2 separate regions of the Homo sapiens genome follow, and region 2 is linked to region 1. Evidence: chromatin contacts called from ENCODE Hi-C or POLR2A ChIA-PET data. All regions are on one chromosome and are shown on one strand. The core of a region is the stretch at or near the end of the contact, and the rest is flanking DNA. Distances in the headings are between cores, read along the strand shown.

Region 1 (6,485 bases), core at 1,637-4,136:
AGCACTCCAGCCCGGGCAACAGAGCGAGACTCCGTCTCAAAAAATAATAATAAAAATAAAAAGAAAAGAACAGGTATTCATGTAACACCTAATTCTAAGGCTAATTCAGAAATCAGAGACCCTTACAGATCAAGAGTGGCCATTTAAAAAGCAGACAAGAAAGAAATATGGCACATGAAGTATAAACCACAACTAATTAAACTAAAAGAAAGCATATCCAAAAAAAAAAGCATATCCAAAGTAAGGAAAGACATCCCTGATTCTGAAGCTGCCTTAAAGAAAGGCAGCCACATCCAGAGCCCCTGACTTTGGTTACTTTCCTAGAGCAATTCAAATTTACAAGAAAATTAAACCACTATTTGATCTTTAGTTTGAAATGGCAACATAAGCTGGAGAGAGGATGTGGAACTGCAGAGGTTCTCGAAGAGTTATAGGAAAAATTCATCAGAGAGGACCCGAAGGAAGACATCTAATAAGTAAATCTTAGTTGACAAACTTGGAGAAAAAGTATTTATAAACACCAATTTAAAAGGAAGATCTCAAGCTTAATAGTTAAAAATAAAGATAACCCAGAACAAGCAAGCCTAAAAAATTAATCAAAATTTGGTCGGGCGCGGTGGCTCACGCCTGTAATCCCAGCACTTTGGGAGGCCGAGGGCGGGTGGATCACGAGGTCAGGAGTTCGAGACCAGTCTGATCAACATGGTGAAACCCCGTCTATACTACAAATACAAAAAATTAGCCAGGTGTGGTGCTGCATGCCTGTAATCCCAGTTACTTGGGAAACTGAGGCAGGAGAATCGCTTCAACCAGGGAGGCGGAGGTTGCAGTGAGCCGAGATCACACCCCTGCACTCCAGCCTGGGTGACAGAGTGAGACTCCGTCTCAAAAAAAAAAAAAAAGTCAAAATTTTAAGTGTATCCTAGAAAAACTTTACAGCTTTTCTTTGAACCATTTAGGTCCGTTTAAAAGCTGAGCCTGCAAACGCTTAAATCTGCGGGTTCCACTGACTTATATCCTAAGAGGAGAAAACTGAGCAAGTAGCGAACTGTGGCTGAATTCAAAGATGCCGTTCTCCCACATCTTCATTTTACAGCACCTAATAGTTTCTGGAAGACAGCACCCAGAATTGACAGGATTTGTAATGCTTCAGTATTACCAGAAAAAAAACTGTGCACAGATACTTCCAGGATATGAACAATTTTAACTCACCAGTCACCATGTTGCATGTATTTCTGCTGCTTGTCCTGAGTTCTTAAGACTTCTAATATTCTGAAGAAGATAGAACAAAAAAGTTCCTTCCATCCTCAGCCTCTTTTTATTAATAATTTTAACTTTGTTCTTAAAAACAATACAGTACATTAGAAAGAACTACCCCACCATTATCAAATTTGATGGCTAATTTTACTTCCTCTTAGCTTCCTATTCCTTAAGCTTAATTGAGCAAGACTGTAAATCAAACTAGCAGATGTTTTGTATTAGAAAAAAGAGGTGCCTATTTCTCTAGAACAAACCTAGAACTTCCTTGACACCAAAACACAGCGGCAGGGTCAAAAAAAGAGCTGAAAAGGACTGAAATCCTACACCAAAAGTGACTTTTACAGTGATACACTATCAGATTTTAGTAATTTCTGCTGGGATTTCTGCAATTTCAAAAAAGGTAAAGCACTGATTCTCAGGTTGTTCCATTTTGTTTAAGGCCAACTTTTTGGCTGAGGCAAAGGTGGGCCTTTAATATAATAAAGTAAGCCCCTCCCACTTACGCAAAAGAAAAGCTGCGTTTAAGGATTTAAACTGGCATTTTAGAGCTCGGAGTTCACATGGGCCACATAAGCGAATTCCCTTCCGGAGCGCACAGAGGTGACGTGTATGAATTACGCTTATGGACGTATTAGTTTCTAATGAAAGATAAGCAGGTACCACTCAAGGGCCTTCTAATATTAACCTTCCCTGCCCGGCAGAAAGCCCAGTACAAGGTGAGGAAATCCGAAGGGGCTCACTGCCCTCTCAAACCAAGAGGGCTTGGTTTCCGAAGCAGAGAAACACCCTACCCAAGCACCCGCACCGTACTTGGGCCTCAAGTAACGGCATTCTTCGAGGAGAACGGGCAATCTCGCCCCCCTCACAGAGGAGCGGAACCGCAAGCCAGACAGCAAAGCTGGTTGGTTTCTCTCCAGGCCGAGGCCACGGATGCCCGGGAACGTCACCAGACCAGAAAGGACCCAATCCTCAACCTTCCCAGCGCAACGAGCCGCGGCCGGCCCTCTGCTCAGCAGAAGCCTCCTGCGCGCTCTCGAGGCAGCACCGCCACCCGATATCAGAGCGCGCGCCCCAAAACTGGGGGTCGTCACGGGCGCGCGCTCCAGAAAGCCGCGGTTGCCCACGGGCCACAGCTCCTAGAGCAGAGATATCCGGGCCGGGAACGCGCACGTCGGCGGCCACGCGCACCGAGAGCCGCACAGCGCGCGCGCGTAAAAACAGGCTCAGCCGCGCGCCCGCACCGGCGCGCCATCTCGCGCCGCGCCCACCCAAATCCCCGGGCCACCCCTCCCCCATCCACAGGGCGGGGTGCGCTAGCCCAGGAACGTTTTCGGCTCCGGAGCCGCCCCGAACTCTCCAGGGCCCAGCGGTAGTGGCCCGCCCGCCCCCGCCCGCCGTTGTGTGGGGTGGGCCCCCCGTCTCAGGCCTACAGCTTCGCCGCATCCCCACCCGCACTGGAGCCCTCACCCGGCGACGTCACTGCCGCCGCCGCCGCCGCCTCCGCTGCACCCGCCGGCCCCGCCGCACCGCCAGGGACCCTGGTTCTGCCGTCGTCGCTCCAAGACCGACAGGGTTTTCTCCTCACAGCTCCCTGGGCGCCATCTTACATTCAACCCTCACAGCCAATAGGAGCCGATTGCTCCTCTCGCGATAATCGGGGCGTCGGATCCCGCGAGATCTGGGACTGCCTACCGGCCAAAATTAAAGTGAACGCTTCAGCAGGGGAAGGTGGCCGCGCTTCTGGCCGCTAGAGCGGATAGTGGATCCTAGGGTATGGAGCGGCTCGCTCCGCCCATGGACGCCTCTCCATGTGGGGCGGAGCTAGGGCCGTGGCTTGGCCTAGTAGTGGAGTCTCGGAAGGCTAGGGCTCCAAGCTAGCTCTTTGGACCCACCTTCCGTCGCCCGCCAGAGCCTCCTTTGGTCGAGCACGCCCACGCGGGGCGGGGCCTGGCCAGGCTCGGCCTCTCGCTTAAGGTGGACCCCACAAACTTCTGTCCTGGGCCTGGCGTCCCCAGCCGTGCCCTGCCTGGGAAGCCTCTAGGTTGCTCACCTCCTGGAGGAGTCAGCATCTGGTACTCCCGCTGTCTGCTGCCATCTGAGTTCAGCCTTCCGCAGTTGGGTCCACCTTAAAGCGGGCCCCCGGGTAGCCTAGTGTTTGTATACAGGGAAAATGTGGAAGGCGTTAAAGCTGCAGGCACACTCGGGCCTCAGCAGCAGCCTACACTGCCCCCAGAGGGCTTCCAGCCTGCTGTAGACTCTTTTTGCCTCGGAGCTTTTGCCCTTGTTCCTCTTATCCTGGCAAACTCCCCGTAGTCTTTCGTGATTCCCTTCAGAAGTCACTTCGTTAGAGTAATGTTTTCTGAGGCCCAGGCTGGGTCAGGAACCTCTTCCAGTCTTGCACAGGCCCCAGGGAGACCGCTCCCATACAGTGCTTGGTCACCCATTTCCCCTCCCGTGAACTTGGAAGGCCACCACAGCACGTATGCCCCATCTCACTTTGCCTGGCACGTAGTAGGCACTCAAAAATTATATGCCGAATGGGCCGGGCACGGTGGCTGAAGTCTGTAATCCCAACACTTTGGGAGACCGAGGCGGGTGAATCACCTGAGGTCAGGAGTTTGAGACCAGCCTGGCCAACATGGTGAACCCCGTCTCTACTAAAAATACAAAATTAGCCGAGTGTGGTGGTGCATGCCTGTGATCCCAGCTACTTAAGAGGCTGAGGCAGGAAAACTGCTTGAACCTGGGAGGCAGAGGTTGCAGTGAGCTGAGATCACACCATTGCACTGCAGCTTGGGGGACAAGAGTGAGACTCCGTCTCAAAAATAAAAAAGAATTATAGGCTGATTGGGCGCAGTGGCTCACGCCTGCAATCCCAGCACTTTGGGAGGCCGAGGCGGGCAGATCACCTGGGGTCAGGAGTTCCAGACCAGTCTGGCCAATTTGGCAAAACCCCGTCTCTACTGAAATTACAAAAATTATTCAGGAGTGGTGGCGCCCGCCTGTAATCCCAGCTACTTGGGAGGCTGAGGCACGAGAATCGCTTGAACCCGGGAGGCAGAGGTTGCAGTGAGCCAAGATTGAGCCACTGCACTCCAGCCTGGGCTAGAGTGGAACTCCGTATCAAAAAAAAAAAAAAAAAATTATATGCTGAATGATCAGACTGGGAGCTAGGCCTCTCCACACCAGCAGAAACAAACCTTTTAGATCCCTCTGGCACAGGGGTCCTAACCATGGACAAACACCCCAGGGCCCTCCATTCTCTCAGACCAGGTGCGGAGGGTATGAATCCTACCCAGGCCCCTGCCTTTAAGCACCAAAAAGTGCACCGGTGCTTTCAAAGCTGTCAGTACCACTCTGTTCTGGGAAAGTCCATTCTCACAGACAAAATGTGCAAAAGGCACATCTCCATCCCCCAATCATACCACCACCACCAGCATGTCTTCAGGGCCTTCAGATGCTAGAAGTGCAGAGATAACACACAGACTCTAGGAGAATTTAGCTGTTCTTTATTGACATGGAATTTGGGGTGGCGAGGGTAGCCACACCCTCCAGGAGGATGAGGTAGGTTCAGTGCTTCCAGCTCACACCTTTCCTGGGTCTTCCTTCAGTGTGACAGTTCGGTTAAAGACAAGCTGGAGGGCAGAGGGAAAAGGATGACCACCAACCCAGAACAAGGCCAGGGAGGCCTGGGCAGGTTTCACCACAGACACCTCCCCCTAACATCCTTCTTAAGCCAAAGAAGCCGAGGGACTAAGGGTCAGGAGGCCCGGGTCCTCAATAACTTTGTGACTTTGGGTAAGGGACTGAATGGGGCTCTAGGCTATAGTATTATATGGACCATAACAACCACCGTGGGGGTCCAGGGTATAGTTTTATATGGATTATAACAACCACCATGTTTGCCCCCTACTTTAAGGAGTAAGAAAGACAGGGTGGGCTGGTGCAGTGGCTCACGCCTGTAATCTCAGCACTTTGGGAGGCTGAGACAGGCAGATAATCTGAGGTCAGGAGTTCAAGACCAGCCTGGCCAACATGGCAAAACCCCGTCTCTACTAAAAATACAAAAATTAGGCCAGGCGCAGTGGCTCACGCCTGTAATCCCAGCACTCTGGGAGGCCGAGGCAGGCGGATCATGAGATCAGGAGATCGAGACCATCCTGGCTAACACGGTGAAACCCCGTCTCTACTAAAAAATAGAAAAAATTAGCTGGGAGTGGTGGCGGGCGCCTGTAGTCCCAGCTATTTGGGAGGCTGAGGCGGGAGAATGGCGTGAACCCGGGAGGCAGAGCTTGCAGTGAGCCGAGATTGTGCCACTGCACTCCAGCCTGGGCGACATGTGAGACTCCGTCTCAAAAAAAAAAAAAAAAAAAAAAAAAAAAAAAAAAAAATTTGCCGGGCGTGGTAGCATGTGCCTGTAATCCCAGCTACTTGGAAGGCTGAGGCAGGAGAATGGCTTGAGCCTGGGAGGCGGAGGTTGCAGTGGGCCGAGATCGTGCCACTGTACTCCAGCCTGGGCAACAGGGCGAGATACTGTTTCAAAAAAAGAAAAAAAAAAAAAAAAGGATGGCAGGGTGGCTGGGCACAGTGGCTCATGCCTATAATCCCAGCACTCTAGGAGGCTGAGACAGGAGGACTGCTTGAAGCCAGTAATTCAAGACCAACCTGGGCAACATAGTGAGAACTTGCCTCTACAAAAAGTTTTAAAATTAGCCAGGCATGGTAGTGTGCACATGTAGTCTCAGCTAAGGCAGGAGAATAGCTTGAGCCCAGTAGTTTGAGGCCACAGTGAGCTATGATTGCACCACTTCACACCACCCTGGGCAAGAGTAAGACCCCGTCTCTAAAATAAATAAAAAGAAAGGTTATTAGCTGCCTTAACGAAAGATATTAAAAATAATATCTTTCGGGTGTTTCACCATGTTGGCCAGGGTGGTCTCGAACTCCTGACCTCTGGTGGTAAGCCCTGACCTCTGGTGATCAGCCTGCCTTGGCCTCCCAAAGTGCTGGGATTACAAGTGTGAGCCACCATGCCCTGCCTCAAAAAATAATAATTAAAAAAAAAAAAGAGGTCGGGTGCAGTGGCTCATGACTGTGATCCCAGCACTTTGGGAGGCCGAGGCGGGCAGATCATGAAGTCAGGAATTCGAGACCATCCTGGCCAACATGGTGAAACCCCATCTCTACTAAAAATACAAAAAATTAGCCGGGTGTGGTGGCAGGCG
Region 2 (6,485 bases), core at 3,279-5,778, 630 kb after region 1:
GGACAGCAGGTTTGCAGCAGGGCTTAGAGTAGGCTCTTGGAGGAGCTGGCCTTGGTGCCGGTGGGGAAGCATCTAAGCCGCCCTGTTTAGGTCTGACCCTATCTGAAGGGTGTGCGACCCAGAACTTGCTGAGGGTCAGGCTGTGGCTGTGTGGCTGCTCTGGACCTGGAGTGGATGGTGTGGTGTCAGGGCTGGACACAGCTGCAGCCTGGGGCTTGCCTAGTAGAAGGAGGGGACAGATTCTGTCCCAACTAACTCCAAGGCAGCTGTCCTCTGTCCCCTGCTTTCATGACCTGAGCATTCCTAGGGAGCCATCTTTCTGTCCTTATACCAAAGCCTCAATGGGCGAGGACAGAGGCAAACAGGCAGAGGCCACTGCAGTGGAGTCCCTGATGATGCCGCCTCCTGTCCCCCTGCAGAGCCCTGCCCTTCCACCCTGCTGCAGCAGCACATGGCGGACCTCCTACAGCAGGGTCCTGATGTGGCACCCAGCTTCCTCAACAGCGTCCTCAATCAGCTCAACTGGGCCTTCTCTGAATTCATTGGCATGATCCAAGAGGTGGGCTGTGGTGGGGCCTCGTGGGTTAGGGTGGTGCAAGGGATGAGGCCTGGTCCTGGGCTAGAGCCAGGTGCTGACCACTGCATGCCCACGTGTTGGTGGCTCAGATCCAGCAGGCTGCTGAGCGCCTGGAGCGGAACTTTGTGGACAGCCGGCAGCTCAAGGTATGTGCCACCTGCTTTGACCTCTCGGTCAGCCTGCTGCGTGTCTTGGAGATGACTATCACACTGGTGCCTGAGATATTCCTTGACTGGACCCGGCCTACCTCTGAGATGCTGCTGCGGCGTCTTGCACAGGTGTGGCCATCTGGGCAACAAGGGTGGGACCCTGGGGATGCCCCATTGATGACGCTCCCCATCCACCAATGGACTCCTGCTCCCCTCACAGCTGCTAAACCAGGTGCTGAACCGGGTGACAGCTGAGAGGAACCTGTTTGATCGTGTGGTCACCCTACGGCTGCCTGGTGAGGACCTAGATGCCCTGCACCCCAACACACTACAGGCCTCGGTTCCTCTGCTAGGAACAGTGAGGCCTGATTCCACATTCTGCCCCCGGACAGCCAGACTTGGTGCTCTGCAGTCTCGGCTCACCCTTCTGTAGAGAGGGCAGTGGGCAGGCCTGGAGCCCTTGAAGCAGGAGCATGTGGGTGGCTCATCTCTTTCCTCCCCTTCCCCTCAGGCCTAGAGAGCGTGGACCACTATCCCATTCTGGTGGCAGTGACGGGCATCCTGGTGCAGCTCCTGGTGCGTGGCCCAGCCTCAGAGTGAGTGTTGGGGACCGTGGGCCCCTGTGGGAGTTGGGTGTGTCTGGTGAGGAGGGGCTGGACAGGGCCTCCTGGTACTTCAGTTTCCTCATCTGGAAAATGGACCTCAGCATCAGGTTTTGAGGCAGAGGGAAGGTGGTGAGGTGTGAACGGCCTAAATAGGGGGCAGACGGAGCTGCTCTAAGTAGGAGAATCTGGGACCCCAGCAGGACAGGTGGCCCTGGCCCACAGAGCCACTGGCTTGTGGCCATGCCTCAGGCCAGGCATGGGAGGCAGGACTCCGGAGGGTGTGCCGTCCTGTGGTGGACAGGGCCAGGCCGCCAGGAGAGCTGAACACACGGAGGACCGCCATTGTCTGCAAAGGCTCTAGCAATAAGCATGTGCTACCTTTATTAAACTCTGGAGCAGCGAGGTCCAGGATGGCCATGGGGGCCCCCAGCTCGGCCCCCACACATGAAGGGCTCCCAGACCCCCCTTCCCTGCCCCCCTGCAGTGGGAGCAGTGAGATGCATATGAAGCCAGGGTACCGCCTCAGCCATTAGGCTGAGACCAGTGCCAGCCCTTAAGAGGCTCCTGCTCTCGAGGGACGTGGAGTTCCGGCTCGGCCCTCCCAGCTCGGCCATGCTCGCCAGGCTTTTCGGGCTTTTTACTGCTGAAAAGCAGGGGTGCAGGCCATGATCCCCTTCACTGTGTCTTGTGAGCCCACAGAATGGGCTCTGCCTTCAGAACAACGGGTGGATGCCCCAGGCCAGAGAGAGCAGGGCCTCTGGCTGGGGCTTAGGCCAGACCACCAGGAACCTCTTGAGGAGCCTTTCCTGCCTGGTGCCTGCCCACCGGACTCTGCGTGAAGTTGTGAAGCTTTCAGGAGGTTGGGTGTTGGTGGATGGAGGGAGTCCCATTTCACCAGAGGGCGGGCTTGTTTCCTCTTTCTGTCCTGGGGTGTGGGCGAGATCTTCCTTCAGAGCCGCCTTCTTTTCCCTGTGGGCCCACTCCCTCCCACCCCCTTGGGAAGGGGAGGTGGCCCTGCGTCAGCTCTTGAGCACCACTCCTCGAGAGCTGTCTCAGCCCCTGAGGGTGGACGGGAGGCTCTGCTACAGGGGTTCTTCCACAGGCTGTAGAAGAACACAGCCACTTCCACAGCTGTGCTGTGTTGAAAGCCACAGGGGCCTGGGTCTCTCAGCCTCACAGGGCATTTGGGCACTAGGAAGTCCGCGGGAAAGCAGGAACTAGCACACCTTGCAGGGCCTGGGGCCTTTGGGTCCTGTGCAGGGGCAGAGCAGAAGGCAGGTTGGGGACCACAACCCCTGTCTCTACCAGTGAGCGAGAAGGCCCATTGTGTTTCGAGGCCCATACAGGAAGCTGGGGGGCCAGGCACAGTGCTTCCCACCAGTATCTGCCAGTTCTCTGGACCGAAGCAGGGAGCAGGGCGAGCAGCAAGAGGGTGGGGGCCTGGGTGGGGGAGCCCTGGGCAGTCTAGGTTGTCATGGGACCCTCGGAGCCTATGGAGCTGGCGGACTCAGAGCCAGCCTTCAGCTGCAGGCCTCCAGGGTTGTAGAGATCGAATTCCTCAGCTACTGCCAGCTGCACGCGGCCATTGAGGCCCCTCCGGCCTGGCTCCAGAAAGACTACGTGCTTGTGGACGCTGGCCTTGCGGCTGGGTGCGTCTGGCGGTGTGGTGCTGAGTACTGAGGACTGTGCGCTCAGCTCTTGGAGCGGGCTGGGTGTTTGGGGCCAGCGGCGGCAGCGGCAGGCACGGCGGCAGCAGCGGCAGGGTGGGGCGAACAGGTAGAGCAGCACGAGCACAAGGCCCACGGCACAGCCCAGCAGTGTGGTGAAGCCTGTGTTGAAAGCCTCGGGCTCTGGGCGCGGAAAGTGCACGCTCACGTTGTACTCGTGCGTCTGGTTGTGGTGCAGGCGGGGCCCAGTGGCCAGGCACACGAAGAGTCCCGCATGCTGCTCCTGTACGTTGCCTATGGCCAAGCTGCCGTCGGCCAGCACCGCGATGCTGCCATCGCGGGATCCTGGCGCCCTGAGAAGCTCCTGCTGCGGCGAAACCCAGGCAATGCGCATGGCCGGGACGCTGGTGTTGCAGTAAAGCCTCAGGGACCGACCCACCAGCGCGTACAGGTGCTCTTCCGGCCGCTCTAGGCCAAGAGCTGGGGCCGACGAGCAGTTCTCAAAGACGCGGCTGTGCTGGAAGAAGCGCACGCGGGACGCGGGTACCTTGAAGGCCAAGCATACGTACTCGCGCGCAAAGTCGCGCACGGCGCTCAGGCCCCGCTGGTGCCAGCGCTGTAGCAGGTGGTAGAGGCGGCAGTCGCAAGGCAAAGGGTTGTTGTGCAAGTAGAGGCCGTTCTTGAGGAAGGCCGGCAGCGCGGCCAGCTCAGGTACGGAGATGTGTCCCAGCCGGTTGGAGGAGAGGTCCAGAGTAAGCAGGTGGGTGGCGCTCAGACCGTGCAGGTGGTCGAAGGAGAACGAGGCGAGTTCGTTGCAGCCCAGGTAGAGATGGCTGAGCGCGCGCAGGCCGTGGAAGGCATGCTCGTCCAAGTGCACCAAGCGGTTATTGAACAGAAGCAGCTTCTCCAGCGCCCCCAGCCCGTCGAGGTCGTGGCGGCCAAGCGCCCGCAACGTGTTAGATGATAGATCGAGCAGCCTCAGGCCGCTGGCGTTGACGAAGACGCCGCGACCCAGCGCATCTAGTTCGTTGTGGTCTAGGTGCAGGGCGCGCAGCTGGAAGAGGGGCGCCAACCAGCCGGGGCGCAGGCGCTGGAGCGCGTTGTGGCTCAGGTCGAGGTCCGCAGTAGCGGCAGGTAACTCGGCTGGCACGTCCTGCAGCCCTAGGCCAGTGCAGCTTAGCAGGTCGGCAGCGCAGATACATTTGTAGGGGCAGTTGTGGAGCGCACGGGGCGGGAAACCCTCGGAGTCCGGGGTGCCTAACCCAACGCGCAGCATGCAGAGCAGTGTCCCCAGCAGCACCAACCAGGTCATGGCGGCGACCACCAGGGACAGTACAGAGCAGCTCTGTGCAGGTTGCAGTTCCAGGACTCACCCTCTTCTGCTCTAGTGCGACATGGGTGGCACCGGATGGCCCTTGCCGAGGAGGCACGGCGGGTTCTTGCCAGCCGACGGCCCCTACTCTCCGGTTCCCAGGTTGTGAGGCGGTGCGGCACTCTTAGCCGCGCTCCCTTCGGCTTCGCTAGCCCTCTCCAAGCGAGTTCCTGATCGGCTCCTAAATACTCCCCCCAGGGGCGGGGCCCGGGCTCCTATTGGTTCCCGTTTGAGGAGGCGGGGCGGCTACATCCCTTTGTGCCCAATGGCCCCGCATGACCGCCAGATGGGGAGCAAGGCCAACCCCAAAGTCCCCGTCAGCCTTTGGCTGGCAGCTCTCCGCCGCTCGTTTTTCCTCGGGGAGTAAAAGGGGGAGTCTGGAAGAATGTCTCCAAGCTGCTGTTAGTGTTTATTTGAAGTGACTTTGAAGGACTGATAATATTATGGGGCAGGCAGACTCTCACTATCTTAAGGTGGTTCGCCTGAGCCTTCTTAAAGTGGTACCCCAGGCCGGGCGCGGTGGCTCACGCCTGTAATCCCAGCACTTTGGGAAGCCAAGGCAGGTGGATCACCTGAGGTCAGGAATTCGAGACCAGCCTGGCCAACCTGGTGAAACCCTGTCTCTACTAAAAATACAACAATTAGCCGGGCGTGGTGGTGGGCGTCTGCAATTCCAGCTACTCGGGAGGCTAAAGCAGGAGAATCACTTGAACCCGGGAGGTGGAGGTTGCAGTGAGCCGAGATCGTGCCATCGCACTCCAGCCTGGGCAACAGAGCGAGACTCGTCTCAAGAAAAAAAAAAAAAAAACAGGCTGTGTGGCACCTTACTAGAATACAGGACTTGGGGTTTGGGAAGCAGGGAGACGGAAAGGATGCAGGGGGGGTGATCATGTACGAGCCATGGCACTCCTCATTGGCAATCCCAAGAGAGACTTTTAGCCAGGCCCCAAGCCTTCTGACTGCCCTTGCACCCTCCCCTACCTAGGAGAGAGCAAGCCACATCAGTGCTCCTGGCAGATCCCTGCTTCCAGCTACGCTCAATATGCTATCTCCTGGGACAGCCAGAGCCCCCAGCACCTGGCACTGCTCTGCCAGCCCCTGACCGGAAGCGCTTCTCCCTGCAGAGCTGTGAGTGGGCTGGTGGGGCAGGTCAGGGAAATCTGGGGCTGGGTCGGGTCAGGAGCCTTAAGAACAGCAAAGTCCTAGGCTGGGAATATTCAAGAGGCATCACATCCTCAGCTACCTCTGACTTGACACTACCTACCACTCCCCAGATGCGGATTATATCAGTGCCGATGAGCTGGCCCAAGTGGAACAGATGCTGGCGCACCTGACCTCTGCATCTGCCCAGGCAGCAGCTGCCTCCCTGGTGAGTGGGAACACGGTGCACAGGTCCATGCCACTTGAATATGTGTGCACTCCTACACAGGCACAACGGACATCCACATAGCCAGGCATCCAACTCCAGCCCACCCTTCACTCTCCTCCCTGCAGCCCACCAGTGAGGAGGACCTCTGCCCCATCTGCTATGCCCACCCCATCTCTGCTGTGTTCCAGCCCTGTGGCCACAAGTCCTGCAAGTAAGTGGGCCCCACAGCTTGGTGGTGGGGAGAGCAGTAGGTACATGCAGGGCAGTCCTCATCCCCTCCCCTGTTGTAGAGCCTGTATCAACCAGCACCTGATGAACAACAAGGACTGCTTCTTCTGCAAAACCACCATCGTGTCTGTAGAGGACTGGGAGAAGGGAGCCAATACGAGTACTACCTCCTCAGCTGCCTAGCCCTCACAGCCTGTGCCATCCTGGAACCTCCACCTTTGAACCCAGAGCCAGGCTGGGCCCTATTTATGAGCTCCCTTTGCCCTTCTCCTGTATCCCACACCACCACATCCAACCTCCTTGCCTGCCTGTATCCTCATTGGTGGGAGCCCAGCCATGGCCCTAATTGTGCCTGAGCTTGACTTTCAGTCAGGGCCACAGTGAGCATTAAATTATTATTCCATACAGCCCTGGCCCTGGCCCTTCTTGAGGGAGTGGGGTTTGTGGGGTGTGCCCAGCAGGGATCCTGCCAGATGATGTCCACATGAGAAGGCAGGTGTCCAACAGCTTCAGCTTCA

The links. Hi-C counts contacts between places; a loop is a spot of excess contacts on that map. ChIA-PET counts read pairs that join two places held with the same protein, here RNA polymerase II (POLR2A). Pooled maps may share reads with other maps.
Region 2: a pooled map shows a loop between it and region 1 (5-fold over the local background). The contact joins the promoter of AMIGO3 here to the promoter of QRICH1 in region 1. A Hi-C loop is called at or near these places in 9 of 50 pooled maps. POLR2A ChIA-PET finds 5 or more read pairs at or near these places in 2 of 52 experiments (PC-9 and WTC11).

The regions. Positions count from the first base shown.
Region 1 is chr3:49,091,185-49,097,669 of GRCh38, forward strand. QRICH1 (glutamine rich 1) reads right to left here and starts at 2,887. Exons shown (of 10, transcript NM_198880.3): 1 at 2,728-2,887. QARS1 (glutaminyl-tRNA synthetase 1) reads right to left here. Exons shown (of 24, transcript NM_005051.3): 24 at 4,748-4,895. The coding sequence ends at 4,845. RefSeq lists enhancers at 2,011-2,523, 2,892-3,011, 3,122-3,461 and a silencer at 2,522-2,771.
Region 2 is chr3:49,715,156-49,721,640 of GRCh38, forward strand. It overlaps AMIGO3 (adhesion molecule with Ig like domain 3), which reads right to left and starts at 4,529. Exons shown (of 1, transcript NM_198722.3): 1 at 1,674-4,529. The coding sequence starts at 4,310. The coding sequence ends at 2,796. RNF123 (ring finger protein 123) reads left to right here. Exons shown (of 39, transcript NM_022064.5): 32 at 420-559; 33 at 667-855; 34 at 947-1,022; 35 at 1,238-1,322; 36 at 5,356-5,498; 37 at 5,645-5,739; 38 at 5,865-5,950; 39 at 6,030-6,374. The coding sequence ends at 6,150. GMPPB (GDP-mannose pyrophosphorylase B) reads right to left here. Exons shown (of 9, transcript NM_021971.4): 9 at 4,761-6,485. RefSeq lists enhancers at 1,949-2,449, 3,495-4,302, 3,784-3,893, 4,664-4,893 and a silencer at 5,888-6,065.